3 separate regions of the Mus musculus genome follow, and regions 2 and 3 are each linked to region 1. The links are chromatin contacts, found by Hi-C or POLR2A ChIA-PET in ENCODE. All regions are on one chromosome and are shown on one strand. Each heading gives the region's core, a stretch centred on a gene start or an enhancer-like site at or near the end of the contact. The rest is flanking DNA. Distances are from core to core; before and after follow the strand shown. Region 1 holds the start of Hook2 (hook microtubule tethering protein 2). Region 2 holds the start of Rtbdn (retbindin). Region 3 holds the start of Trir (telomerase RNA component interacting RNase).

Region 1 (4,680 bases), core at 674-3,173:
GGCAGGTAGATTTCTGAATTTGAGGCCAAACCTGGTCTACACAGCAAGATCTAAAACAGCCAGGACTACACAAAAAAACTCTGTTTCAAAACAAAACAAAAACAAAACAACCCCCCCCAAAAAAAAAACAAAATAAGCACCTACCCACCTCCCATCGCTATCATGACCCTCCTTTTACTGTCTTCATAGGTTTATATGAATTTGTTTTCTTGTTTTTTTAAGATTTATTTTATCTTTTAACCATGTGTGTATGTGTGTATGTGTGTGTGTGTGTGTGTGAGAGAGAGTGTGTGTGTGAAAGTATGTGTGTATGTGTGTGTGAGAGAGAGACAGACAGAGAAAGAAAGAGAATATGAGGATGCCTGCAGAGGCTACAAGTGTCACATCCCCTAGAGCAGTTGCAGGTGGTTGAGAGCTGTTTGATGTCTGTGCGTCCTCTCTGGAGAAGCAGTAAGTTCCTCTGGAAGAACAGTATCCATTTTTAACCACCAAGCCATTCTTCCAGCCCAGTTTTGTTTCTTGAAGCAGTGTGTCATGTGGCTCAGAATGAGTTCTAACTTACTGTGTAGCCACCCAAGATAACCTTGATGTCCTGATCCTCTGGCTTGCTAAGTACTGGGACTCCATGTGTGCCACATGGTCTGGCTACCCCTGCCCATCCCCCCTCCCACCCCCCACCCAGCATACCCTGCTACTTGGGATTGAACTCAGGACCTTGTGTAGGGTGAGCAAATTCTCTTTTGCCAACTATATCCCTGGCCTTTTAAAGGTTTTGAGACGGGATGATGGATGGTTTACCACCCTCCTGTATTAACACACCACCATAGCTGGGATTACAAGCATTTGCCAGCACACCTCTTGGAAGTTAACATGTGTTGTGTGTGTGCTTTTGCCCACATCATAAGAATGGTGGCAAGTTTTTTTGTCCTATTGTGGGTGCTCAATATAAACAAAAATAGCTTGCTGATCACCAGACATCTGGCTCTCTTCCTGACAAGACTGCCTGTCCATCGCACAGGACATGTATCTAGCTTTCCCTTTGCCTTCACCTCCTTAAGTCCTCTAGTTATTCCCTAGTCATGAGTCCACCTGTCACCTTCAACCTCCAGCTGGGGCTTGAGTCCTCTGAGATGCCCTGGAGCCATTCGTTGTTGAACCAGGAAGGGTCTCTAGGGGCAGAAAGATGGGATGAGCAGGCTGGGGAGCCCTTCAGGATCCTCCCACTCAGCCGCCACACTCACATCTGATTCAGCACATGGGCTATGGCGAGTCCGCTGCTCAGGTCCTGGGGACTGGCACAGGGGGGTGAAACTTGGAACGTCTGCAACTAAAGGGGGAAGACGGAAGGGCAACAGGAAAATTGAGGACCTGGAATTGCAGACTTTTTCCCCAGCCATCAGACATTTCACGGGGTTAGAAAGGCATTAGCCTGTAGCACCAACATATCACATCTTCGGGGGCGTGACTTCTACACGCCTAGGCAAGGACGGGGCGTGGCTTCATTTTACCTATCCTGGCAAACCCTGCAAACCTAGGTCAGGGCGTTACCACCAGTCACCTGGTCCCCACTGCTAACATGTGACCAGGCCTGTGCCCTCCAGAGGGGCGTGGCCTCACCTGGTCTTTTCGCTCAGGCCTGCCCACGTGACAGACGCAGGTGGTCAGGTCAGAGTCCAACGGCCCAGCAAGCCTACGATCTATTCCTCCTTCCAGGTCCAAAACCGAGGAAAGAAGACCAAGACAGGACGAGAGGAGAGGGCGCACACCTGACCCAGCCCCGCCCCCCGACCTACCCAGGTGAGCAGAGACCCGCATAGCTCGGCCTTGTCCACACTCATGGCTCCGGATCGAATTCGATCCGGGCCAAGGAGCCCCGGCACGCAGCAGCAGCCTCCGGGTCCGCCACCAGCGAGCGCCCGAAGCCCAGACCTCCCGCTCGGCCTAGAGCGCCGCCCCGCTCCACCCCGCCCCCTAGCCATAGGCTCCGCCCCAGACACGTGATCTCCCATTGCAAACACTTGCCTCGCCATCTTAGATGCGGGACATAGGCAAGTGCACATTCTGCCGCTAGGTGTCAGTCTGGCTCAGTCCTGCTGCTGGTGACCTCCACTCCTCGCGGCTTCTCTTTATGTAGTGGAGTGGTCCTCAAGATCCTTTTAAGGCGGATCTACCGCACCCAGTTTCACAGGCACTTTAATGGTTCCCCCCCAAAGCTGAAAGAAATCCTCCGGTTTAGCCGCGTTATGATCTGAGCCTTTCTTAATGTGGGCGCAGAGAATAATTATAAATCCTGTAGTCGTGGAGTGAGAGGATCTTAAAAGCGTCTTCCCCAGAGAAGTGATTCTGGCTGGAGTCCTTCTGAAAACTCGGGTATGGTTGGGAGCAGGAAGGGTCAAGTATGTCCTGAGTAAAGGACATAGCACTTGCCCAGCCCGGGGTCTCTTTCCTGCGAGCTACTCTGCTCCTTCCCGGCCCCGGGTGCTTTGAGCACCTTCCTGCCCTAAAAAACACTCGACCTGGCCAAAGCTGCGGGTGATCTGAAGCCCACCAGGGGGCGCGCAGAACGTAGGAACGCATCCTTCTGGGAAAAGGGTGCGTCCACCGGTTGAGCCGGTTTAGGGGAGCGCAGAGAGCTTAGAATTTTTTGACAATAAAGTCTCAAGACATCATTTGTGGAGTGCTTACTGTTTTCAGACTTTACAATAAGCTATATATCTACAGACAATTGAATGTTTTCCACGACCCTAGGAGACAAGGGCTACTTTAATTCCCAGGTTTTGTTTCTTAATTTTAGAAACTGTATTATTTAATTTTTTTATTTAATTTTTTTTTAATCCGCCGCTTTGCAAATGAGTAAACAGCGGCTACAAAGTACACGGGCTTTGACGCCAGGGGTAAAGCCCAGACCACGCCCTTTGACCCCTGGGTCCACTAGTAGCCCCTCCCCTCTCTGGCGGGTGGGGTAATGTGCTGTAATTAGAGGCTATTAAATGTGCCCAGAGGGAGGAGTGGAGCCGGCTCTGCTTTGGGGCGGGTTCAGTTCGGAGGGGGATAATGTTCTGCTTCCATCCAGGCAATGAGCCGGGATCCAGTCCAGCGACCCTGTCCTGGTTGGGTGAGCCCAGCGACATCAGCCACCCGCCCTCTATCTTACTAGAGTTGTTAATCTACTACAGACACTCGGTTGCAACCCACTCAAACTCTCAGCTGCACACACCAGAGAGCCTTGGAGGCTGATTCACACTTCCACAGACCCTCACGCCTTGTTTTCCTGATTCCAGTCCCTGAGACCCTGTGGAAAGGTATAGAAGGGAGTGTGCTTCCAGACTGGACTGGGCATGGGGCCTGCCAACTGGCTCCCCCATCCCACATCCACCAGAGTTGATGCCCCACAGTGGAAACAAAGCTGTGCTGTCCTACACACAAACACACTGTTACCAGGAACCATGATTGTTAAAAGAATGTGTGACATTCTGGGACACAAAAATTTAGGGTGAAGGTTGCATTGCAGGGATTTTGAAGTTTAGGAGAAATCTGAGAATCCAGGTCTGGGAAGTGACTTAAGGTGTCCCAGCGTTGGTGTGATATCACAGGTGTCCAGATGTTCAAGAAGTCAAGATTTAAATGAAACTGGGAGGCAGAGGCAGGCAGATCTCTGAGTTTGAGGCCAGCCTGATCTACAGAGAGAATTCCAGGACATCCAGGGCTACACACAGACCCTGTCTCAAAAAAAAACAAACAAACAAACAAAAAAACCAAAAACCCAAAACAAAAAGATTTAAATGAAGCTTAGGAGCTGAGTATGACGGTGCTCCTGCCTTTAATAGCAGCACTCCAGAGGCAGAGGCGGGTGGCCTGCCATGAGCCTGAGGCCAGCTTGGCCTACATATTGAGTTTCATGATAGCAAGGACCACATTAGAGAGACCCTATTTCAAAATAAATAAACACATAAGGAAACAAATAGTGAAGATACTTCACTCTCTGATGGGGAAGAAGTTATAATCTTCCACAGGGTCAGCAAGAGTCCCATCTTTTAGGGGGAAGAAAAGAAAGCTTTGGTGTTGGCAACAAGGCAATCTCTTTTTACAACCAAGGAGCAATGCTCTGGATATAAGTGCATTTAATTCTGCAAAAAGAGCCACAAATCCTTCCTTTGAGAGGGACCTTGCATTTAGAAGGATGCCAACCCATTTTAGGTGTAGGGAACCTCCAAGTTTGCAGAGATCCGAAGGCCCCCATTTATAGGAACCTAGAATCCCTGCTCTGCAAGTTTGGAAGCCTCTAGCTGGTTTGGGGACCCCACCTCGAACATGTTTCCAGGAACAGCTGGACCCAGCCTGAGTTGTACTGCTGGGAAGTGAGTGACTCAACCCCTCCCTAAGGCCACAGCTGGACCCCAGCCCATCCCCTTCAGCCTGCACATCTGGATGTTGATCCAGTCATCACAGCTGGGATGGGGACCCTGGGTTCCACACCAGAGGCCAGTACCCACCCACCCCCATTAGTATGCAAAATTCTCTGTGAATTCCATGTTCCATTGGCTTGGGGACTCTGATAATCTTCCCGTACCTGGTTACTGCAGTTCTGCTGGAGCTCCTATCCTGTTCCCACCTCTCAACACTGAGTATCTAAGTCCAAGGGAAATGTGATCCTATCTGCGTAGGTGCGAGGTGGTGGGT
Region 2 (4,680 bases), core at 1,415-3,914, 44 kb after region 1:
CTCCTCTCTCCTCCCTCCCTCTCTCTCTCTCTCTCCCCTCTCTCTCTCCCTCCCTCTCTCTCTCTCTCTCTCTCTCTGATCTGTGATTCCTAAATCTGTGTCTCTTCTGTGTTGTGGAGAGGACGTTTCTTGGGTAGGTATTTTCATGTGTACGCTGGTGATGCTTCTGTGTCTTTCTCCAGTTTTTTGTAAATCTGTGTCCTTTAACATTCTGTCCATGAATTCAAAAGACATTTATTAAACACATACTCTGTACTGCGTTCTGGGTGATGCACTTGTATACAAGGCATAAAAATCTCAATCTTCACAGAATTAACACAAGATGGAGAATCAGGTGGGGGAGGGGGAAACAGCCCTGGAGAAAAAGGTAGGGGTATGCATGCACTTTCATGGACCTGTGTTGAGCTGATGAGCTGTGTTGGAAGAGATATGTGTCTATGTATTAGGAGGGAATTGTGCACCATTGAGCATCCTTATGTACTTGCATTTGATGAGTGTCTGTCTGTGTTTCTTAAGTATATGTTTATATTATTGTAGGGTATATGTATATATGTATATGTGCCTATGTATATATATACTATGTGAATCTGTTTGCTGGATATTCACAACTATATACATATGTTTTGTGTGATTCTTTTTGATGATTATGTGTTTGTAGTTTTCTTCTTTTTTATATTTTACTATTTTTAATTATGTATCTATGGTGTGTGTGTGTGTGTGTGTGTGTGTGTGTGTGTGTGTGTGTGTGTGTGTGTGTGTCTATCCATATGGGTCGGTGGATATGAGTATAATCATCTGGTGAAGTCAGACTCCCTGATCAGATCAACCAGAGCTGGTGTTGTGAGCTGCCTGACATGGGTGCTGGGAACTGAATTTGGGTCCTCTGTAAATGTGGTATATTCTCTTAACCACTGAGCCATCTTCCCGACCTCTTCTGTGAGGTTTTGGAGAACAGGTGGAGCTTTATTTGAGAAGTGTGCACAAGCTGGGCAGTGGTGGCGCACACCTTTAATCTCAGCACTTGGGAGGCAGACAGATTTCTGAGTTTGAGGCCAGCCTGGTCTACTCACTCTGTAGATCAGGCTGGCCTTAAACTCAGAAATCTGCCTACCTCTGCCTCCCAAGTGCTGGGATCAAAGGCATGTGCCACCATGCCCAGCTCATATGCATGTTTTAAAAGTATATGCATCCATCCTTGTAGAATATGTATACCACTACCAGAAATGTGTCTTCCTCCTATCTCAGTGTACAGCAGGCATTTCTTTATGACTTATTTAGTTATTTTTTTAGTATGCCTTGGGAGGGGCTATCTGTGTACTTTACTGTAGGTGCCTGAAGAGGTCAGATATCTCTGATCACCTGGAGCTGGAGTTATAAGCTGTTGTGAACTACCCAATGTGGGTTCTGGGAGTCAAACTCCCATCCTTTGCATGAGCAGCAACTGATATATATATATAAAGTTTAAATTATTTTATTTGTATAGGTGTTTTGGCTTCATGCATGTCTGTTTTCATGCATACCTGGTTTTCAAGGAGGCCAAAAGAAGATATCAGATCTGCTGGAACTGGAGTTATGAATGGTTGTAAGCCACCACATGAGTTCTAGCAATCAAACCTAGGTCCTCTGGAAGAGCAGCCAGTGCTCTTAATGAATGAGAAGTCTCACTGGGCGTGGTGGCGCACGCCTTTAATCCCAGCACTTGGGAGGCAGAGGCAGGCGGATTTCTGAGTTCGAGGCCAGCCTGGTCTACAAAGTGAGTTCCAGGACAGCCAGGGCTATACAGAGGAAACCCTGTCTCAAAAAAAAAAAAAAAAAAAAAAAGAAAGAAAGAAAAGAAAAGAAAGAAAGAAAAAAGAAAAGAAGAGAAGAGAAAAGAAGAGAAGAGAAATCTCTCCAGCCCCAAGGATGGGATTTTGTTTGTTTGTTTTTGTTTTGTTCTTGTTTTTTTAATGTCTTTTATTGATGAACTCCCATATTGCCAAACCCTGTTCTACACTTGCACACAGCACATACTCAGTAAATGTTGAGTAAGGAAATTAATGAATTAGTAATGCCTTCCCCTCTGGTAAGATAGCACTGTACAGCCCAGGGTGTAGGGAACTCCTGCCTCTATCTTTCTGTGGTCAACAGTGGCATTACAGAGGCCCCAGGAACCGAGTTACAGGACCCATTTTTTGTCTGGGCTGGGCCAGGGTCGTTGTGGGTCATATTTATCCTGTTTGTGGGTTTTTCCTCCCGCAAGACCCTGTGTACACACGCGCCCTCATTTCATTCAGGGTGTTCATATTTCAGCACCGTGGACAGTAGCACGAGGCCAGCACCTTGGACAGCTTTTCCGCCCCAGAACCTGAGAAAAATACAAGCCGGGAACAAAAGACAGTACAAGCAAGAGACTCATTGAGATGGCTATGCTGACCAAAAGAAAGAAAGAAAGACACAGACAACAATAATACAGGCAAAGGTGCAGACGTGAGGATCAACCAAGAACACACTGACCCAGACCTCGTTGTGGTCCCGTTGTCCGGCAGAGGTCGCTCTAGTCCAGAGACCCTGCCCTCCAAGACCTTGGGTCAGTTACAGGCTGCCACCCAAGGAAAGAAAGGCCTTCCCGTTCTGTCTAGGGTTCAGATGGTGTTCTCTCCAACTCTGAGAAGCATGGTCTGGTTTGGGCTCAGCAGAGTGATTACTGGGGGCGGAGTAAGAATCGCTTCATCTGCCCCCTCCCCAGCTACCAGCTAATCGCTCTTATAAATATATCCTGACCTGGCCTGACTCCTTAATCCTGATCATGAGGCTGAGACTCTGGAGGGGATGCAAGACTTGAGGGGCTCTGCCCTGTGGGAGGCAAAGGAAGGAAGTCTGTGTGTATATATACGTTTTTCTAAGGGGGAAACTCCCATGAGGTCCAGCCTCTTGCTTGAACACGTGACTCTGGAAGAATGCATCAGTGGAGATCTAAGGGTGCCCTGGGGTGGAGACAATTTCCCACAGAGAAGAGAATATTCCTTCGAGCCGTCCCGTTGGGGGGATAGTCTTTCCAGGGTTCCCAAATATGTCACCTATTGGATCTTTGAAGAAATGCCGCCTCAGGACGGGAGAAATTGAGATGAAACGTCATCTTTCAGACATTATCTCTATTAGGAGTGATTTTCAGGGTGAGGGAACAGTTCTTCATAGCAAATCACACGCTTGTGAGAATGTGTCTCCTGTGTGTGTGGGGGGGGGGTGTCTCTAGTCGCACCAGGAATTCATCTGTGAGAATAACTCCCCTAGGGATCTTTCTTGGGTTGGAGGGTCTGTGAAAGAGACTATCTTGATAGGGTCTGTCTCCAGCATGCCTCCCTTAGGGACATCTGGAGACTCCACCCACCCAACCCCGTTTACCCGCCCCCCCTCCCACCGGACCCCCAGCGCGGGCAGCGGTGGCCAAAACCCGGCTCCGGCTCCCAGACGCAGTGACGGCGCCGGGCCCGCCCCGCTTCGCTCCGCCCCTCCGGGCCCCCCCTCGCCGGCCGCCGCCGCGGTCCCCGAGGCTTCTCTCTCCCTCCCTCCTCCCTCCTCCTGCCGCCGCCGCCTCCCTCCTCCCCCCGGACCGAAATCGCCGCCGCCATGGACGATTCTGGCCTGATCCGCCGCCGGAGGCTGCAGGTACGCTGCAGCCCGGGCTCCAAGGAGGGGATGGGGTCGGTGCCCTGGGGCGGGGCCGAGCAGAACGCAGGAGAACTTGCACCAGGGGTCGGCCGTGGCGCCCCTTCGTACTGCCAGAGGATGCTCTCGGCCGAAGAGTGCTGTGTCCGCGAGTCCTGGCAGCGCGGACCCCGCCCCTCAGGCGTCGCCCCGGTATCCCAGAGGCTGCTGGAGGGGCTGCATCCTAGCGCGCCCCCTCGAGGATGGCCTGGGTGGCGCCTGGCCCCGCCGGAGTCGGAGGGAGAGGGGGCTTAAGGTTCTTGCCTAGGCACCTGGCCAGTCTAGGGGTGAAGGTGCAGCAAGAAAAGTTATTGCCCCAGGGTTCGAGCCCCTCGGGGCCACCACCGCTTCAGAGCTGTAAACATGTTTGTTCGTAAGCCTCTCCCCTCACCACCTCCAGAGCCCTTCCTAGGCTTGCTACTGAGTCCTCCATTCACCTGTCTGGCCACTAGGACACTTCCTACTGCCCTAATTGGACAGGCACCTAGACAGCCTCCCCACTTCCCAGTCCACCTCCTTCACTACAATACTCCCACCACACACACACACACACACACACACACACGCCCGCGATCCTTAAGTCCAGCCCAGCTTGTAGGTGGGCGGGAGCGATTTTTAGCTCCTTGCAGTCTTCGAAGATGTTGGTTTCCAGGCTGCGCAGGCGCAGGAGCCGTGAGTCCACTGCAGAGTGGGATACTGAGGGCTGTTGGAGTGAAGGGGAAGGCTGGAACAAATCCAGTCCTCTGGAGTTCCCACCCCCAAAGTAGGTAGGGATTTTGAGGCTGAGATGGTCCTCTGAGATTTGGTGCTTGCCTTTCTGAGTTCATAAACTAACCTCATAGGTGAAATGATCAATGCTTCCCTCCTAGAGCTACCTAGAGGCCGGTCCTTCTGAGCCTGCTTCTAGTCCAGAATTTAGATTAAGTTAAATATGAGCTCAGTCTTTTGTCCAGTTCTAGGCTCCCTTAATGCACCATTTCTAAGATCAAGACC
Region 3 (4,680 bases), core at 1,459-3,958, 36 kb before region 1:
ACCTGGGTGAAGGGACAGAAGACTGCAAGGGTTACAGGAGCCGGGCCCGCCCTTGGCGGTGCTGAGGCCCACTACACCTTCCTAGCGACGCCTCGCCCAGCTCCTCCAGCCGGCCGACCTGCGCAGCAATCAGAGAGGAGCACACTCGACTCAGCACCTGCCCTGGGCTGCCATGCCCAGGCAGTCCTGGGCCCCAGGCTACCCTCCCAGGGGGGGCAGAGGAGTGCTGACCTTGCTGGGAACTGGCTCTGTCCTCACTCTTTCTGCCAGGCCTCACACTGTCCTGTCAGGGACCACACAGCTTCCTTTATTGAGCTTCACTATCTATTGAGCCCTACAGACCACACAGAGCGCTGTGACCGTGGTATCTCCTCTCATATTCACAGTTATGCTATTTGAAGGTAATAACTATCTCCTTTTAGAAATAAAGACAAGTTTCTGGGAGAAATAGGACAGGCTGCCAACAACAGACTCAGGATCAGATGTGCAAGGCCAGCGGGAGCACCCTGAACCACAAAGCATCCCTCATTCTCCTACCCTGAGCTGGCCTGGCGTTTTTAGGAATATAATGACAATGGCTACTCAGGAATAAGTCAAAGAGGCAGTGACACCACTGTTGCTCCTATTCCTGGACTGTCACATCAACCCAGGCCCTGTTACTTTCCACTTCCTCTAAGAACAGTCTGGCTCTGGGTTTTCACCCTGGCCCCATGTTCTCCCTTTAACTGGGGGCCTTCAAGAGATTATCCTGTTCTTACCCTTTAACTAGGCAGTGACTGCTGGACTATTCCCACAATCGCTTTTGTGCAATACTGCAGGTGGAATCTAGGATCCCATGCATTCAAAGCGATCTTCTGCTGAGTTAAATCCCCAGATCTCGTTTCTGAGACGGGGTCTCACTAAGTTGCTCAGGCTGGCTCTGAACTCATTCTGGACGTCAGATCCTTTCACGTCAGATCCTTTCTCAGCTCCTGAGTAGCTGATACTACAGGCACACACTACTGGACACACACACACACACACACACACACACACACACACACACACACACACTGTGTTGTTTTTAGAAACAATGTAACCTTTGTTCAGACTCTGCAATCCTCCTGCCTCAAGCACCACAGTGCTAGGATTCCATGTATGTGCCACTTTGGAGGCTCACACACACCCCCTTTTAAGACCTAAACAAACTTAAGCCTTACCCCAAACCACAGAACTGGATCCAAGATTTGACCCACAGTCTGTTATTCTCAAACCAACATTTCTTCCTCCCCACTACAAGGTCTCAACATCAGAGACAAAGCAAGCTCAAAACTAACAGAGTATATGTCCAACTTATTTAACCCGAGGCTCCTCAACATGACACTTGACATTTTCAGCTAGATCATTCTTTGTTATCCCTTGCGTTATAGGATACAGAAGAGCATCCCTGCTATCTACCTATAGATGTCACTAGCATCTCCTCTTAAGAGTTTGACAACCAAAATGTCTACAGACTTTACCAAATACATGAGGATGAAGAGACTTGCTCCCAGTAGAGAACCACTGGTCTTGTTCTTTAAGAGTCTGTTCTGACTTTCCTAGGACCACTTCATGAAATACATCAAAATCTCAATTATTAGAACTACAGAAAATCAGGATAGGCCACCCACACTCCAAACAAACAACGTTCTTTTCTGTCAAAGACACCACCAATAAATACTCAGCACAAGATAAGGTGCTAAATAAATGGACATTAGTTAAATAATAAAGAAAGGAATCGATTGATCTTGCTAAGGCCACAAAGTCGGTGATTTGCTTTTTGTTATTGGTTGGTTGGTTTTGTTTAGTTGGGACAAGGTCTCACTTTTTCGAATTCTCCTCTTCTTGCATCCGGAGTGCTTGTAATACAAGGCGTGTACCACCACGCCCGGCTACGGTCCGTGGTCCGAGTCGAGTCTAACGATTACAGCAGACTCGGGATTTAAATGTGTCTCCTCTTTTTCCCCCACATTATATGTGGGCCTCACTATTCAAAGTCTGGGTACAAATCAAACGGGAATCCTAGCATCTAGGGCCCCCTAACCCCAGAGCGCTGCTTCCAATGCAATTTCCCGGTTCTCAGGTCCCACGAATGAGATCTAAGGATTCCCATTCCCGCCCAGAAACACCTCTGGTCCGGAATCCAGGCTCGAGATTCTCAGCAAGCGACCGGGACCGTCCAGGCAGCCGGGCGGAGGACTGCCTTGGACCATGACGCCCCTTCCCGGGCCCGACTCCCCCAGCCAACGCGGGCCCCGGCGCCCGCCCCCACCCCCGCGGCTCCTTACGAAGCTGAGCGTGGGGCCTGGGCCGCCCTTCCTCTTCGGATTCCCTGGGCCCGCCGCGGCGGAGGCCGGTGGATCGGGTCGCTGCGGGCCCGGGGGTGGCTCCTCCTGCCGCTGCCGCTGCTCCTCCTCCATCTTCCGCTTGAACAGCTCCAGGAAGCTGCCATCGTTGGCAAACAAGTTCACACCGCTGGACACCGGACTCGAGCCCGACACCTCGTCGTCCCCACTCTCGGGTGACGTTCCCGGTCCCGACTCAGCCCATCGGCTCCTGCCGCTGCCCGCCGGGCCGGGCGCCTCCCGACCCGGAGGCTCCGCCCGTCTCCCTCGGGCAGCCATTTTGTGGCCAGATGCCGTGCAAAGGACGTCGGGAAAGGCTCTCAGACCGCGCGCTTGGCGCGGGACTGGCTTCGTCTGGAGCAATGCATGCTGGGAAGAGAGGTCGGAACCCAGAAGCCAACGCAGAGTGGGCGGAGCTTAGGTGGGGCCAAAGGGTTCTGACCTGGCCACCAGGCGATGGAGCCCAGAAGCCGGTCCCTTTCCTTCTGGTCCTCGGTTCCCTAATCCTGCTAGATACGAGTTAGCTAAGCAGCCAGAAGCTCCCCGAGAATGGGACCATCGTTTGGGACCCAGGCCCCCTGTAAGGGCTAAGAGAACAATCCCAGGCAGCCACCAGAACTCTGTAACTGAACGGATCTTGTTTGGAGCCTGTGTTTTCAATTGTCCCTTGGGAACTTGTGTGGCCCCTAACTAGGTCTACAAAGCATATCTAACTTGATACCTCCTATTAGAATGGAAGCATCTCCAGGTTTGACATCTGTCTCTGAAGTTAATCTCTTAGCTTGAAATAAAAATACCGCTGGCAGCGGGGCGTGGTGGCGCACGCCTTTAATCCCAGCACTCAGGAGGCAGAGGCAGGCGGATTTCTGAGTTCGAGGCCAGCCTGGTCTACAAAGTGAGTTCCAGGACAGCCAGGGCTACACAAAGAAACCCTGTCTCGAAAAACCAAAAAGAAAGAAAGAAAGAAAGAAAACCGCTGGCTGCGTGCAGCTAGACACTGCCTGAGATTAGTATTTAAAGAGGCTGGAGCACTAAAATGAAGCCGAACGTATTTCCAGGCTGAGAACCTAAGACTTAATGTTTTGAGCTGCGTACTGCATGAAGGGACTAAGGACCCTTGTATTCTTTCCCAAGGACAGGGACTCGATTAAAATTGCATTTGCTGAACTTGGAGCACACCCAGAGAGAAAGCAGAGTGCCAAGCGCAATAAGAGTTTCAGAAATTAAAGTTCTTTCTACAAGGACGACTTGTTGCAGGAATCATTCCTGCCCAACATGGGAGTTCCGGGAACACAGGGGGAAAGTCTGCATACTCTGCAGCAAATGGAGTCTTTTAATCGACCCTCAGCCAAATAACCAGTTCGTTCGTAATTGGTTTGCGACAGAAACCATGTGGCTCACAACCAACTGGGTAACTGGAGGACCGGAAGAGATGTTGAGGTCCAACACAGAAAGTAAGGGGGAAATGATAATCAGGAAACTGAGCCTATGGAATCAAGAGCTACCTCTGCTCTAACTTCACGCAAAAAGCTTGGCCAGGATGTTTGCCTGGTTGCTAAGGAGAGGTTGACGCCTGCAGGGACTTGAGCGTGACTAGTGGAAGTAAGACAAGATTCATCCAATGAAAAGAGTGCCGCAAGACTCAGGGCCCAATCAGTGAAGAGCAGTAGTCTGGGTCATACCAATATGTCCGCGAGACAGGGGAATCCTTAGAAAACTACAGACAAAAGTTCACAAAGGTGAGCCCTTGACTCATAAAATGGTGAAAAGATAGCGCTCATTATCTCCAAATGTCAATGCAGGAGTAAAATAAGTCAGACTTCCAGCCTGTACAGGGCTGTGGCAGACTCATTTCCCCTGTACGTATTTAGCACGTGGTGCGCCCCGATTAATCACGTGAGCCGGGTCCAAGATGGCGGCGGGGGTGGCCGGGTGGGGGGTTGAAGCAGAAGAGTTCGAGGATGCACCTGATGTGGAGCCGCTGGAACCCACGCTTAGCAATATCATCGAGCAGCGTAGCCTTAAGTGGATCTTCGTCGGGGGCAAGGGTGGCGTTGGTAAGACCACCTGCAGGTAAGGAGACTCTAGCGGGGCCCAGAGGACGGGTGGGATGTACCACTGGACCAAAGGGAGGACAGGGACCGGCTTTCTCTTCCCGAGCGGGGCAAAGCGAACTGAGCATGGCTCTACGGGGTTGTTTCTCTCTGGAAATTACTGCAGCCTGCTGAAGATACCTCCTGAATGCAAGCCTAGCATCCTGGGTTGGATCATCTCTCTTTGGGTCTTGTGAATTCAGCGTGTGGGATGTGCAGAGGAA

What was found. A loop is a pair of places that touch in the nucleus more often than their neighbours do. ChIA-PET counts read pairs that join two places held with the same protein, here RNA polymerase II (POLR2A).
Region 2: a loop to region 1 is called in a map of gastrocnemius, with 4 times the contacts of the local background. The contact joins the promoter of Rtbdn here to the promoter of Hook2 in region 1. A Hi-C loop is called at or near these places in 8 of 37 maps with a recorded cell type or tissue (Patski, T-helper 1 cell, T-helper 17 cell and 3 more). POLR2A ChIA-PET finds 5 or more read pairs at or near these places in 2 of 5 experiments (both embryonic stem cell).
Region 3: a loop to region 1 is called in a map of CH12.LX, with 2.1 times the contacts of the local background. The contact joins the promoter of Trir here to the promoter of Hook2 in region 1. A Hi-C loop is called at or near these places in 1 of 37 maps with a recorded cell type or tissue (CH12.LX). POLR2A ChIA-PET finds 5 or more read pairs at or near these places in 4 of 5 experiments (Patski and embryonic stem cell).

What each region holds. Positions count from the first base shown.
Region 1 is chr8:84,987,866-84,992,545 of GRCm38, reverse strand. Hook2 (hook microtubule tethering protein 2) reads right to left here and starts at 1,923. Exons shown (of 21, transcript NM_001372357.1): 1 at 1,794-1,923; 2 at 1,242-1,327; 3 at 1,097-1,169. The coding sequence starts at 1,838.
Region 2 is chr8:84,944,975-84,949,654 of GRCm38, reverse strand. Rtbdn (retbindin) reads right to left here and starts at 2,664. Exons shown (of 7, transcript NM_001357326.1): 1 at 2,503-2,664. It also overlaps a transcript of Mast1 not described here.
Region 3 is chr8:85,024,861-85,029,540 of GRCm38, reverse strand. It overlaps Trir (telomerase RNA component interacting RNase), which reads right to left and starts at 2,708. Exons shown (of 3, transcript NM_026760.3): 1 at 2,307-2,708; 2 at 1-2. The coding sequence starts at 2,642. Get3 (guided entry of tail-anchored proteins factor 3, ATPase) reads left to right here and starts at 4,254. Exons shown (of 7, transcript NM_019652.2): 1 at 4,254-4,436. The coding sequence starts at 4,276.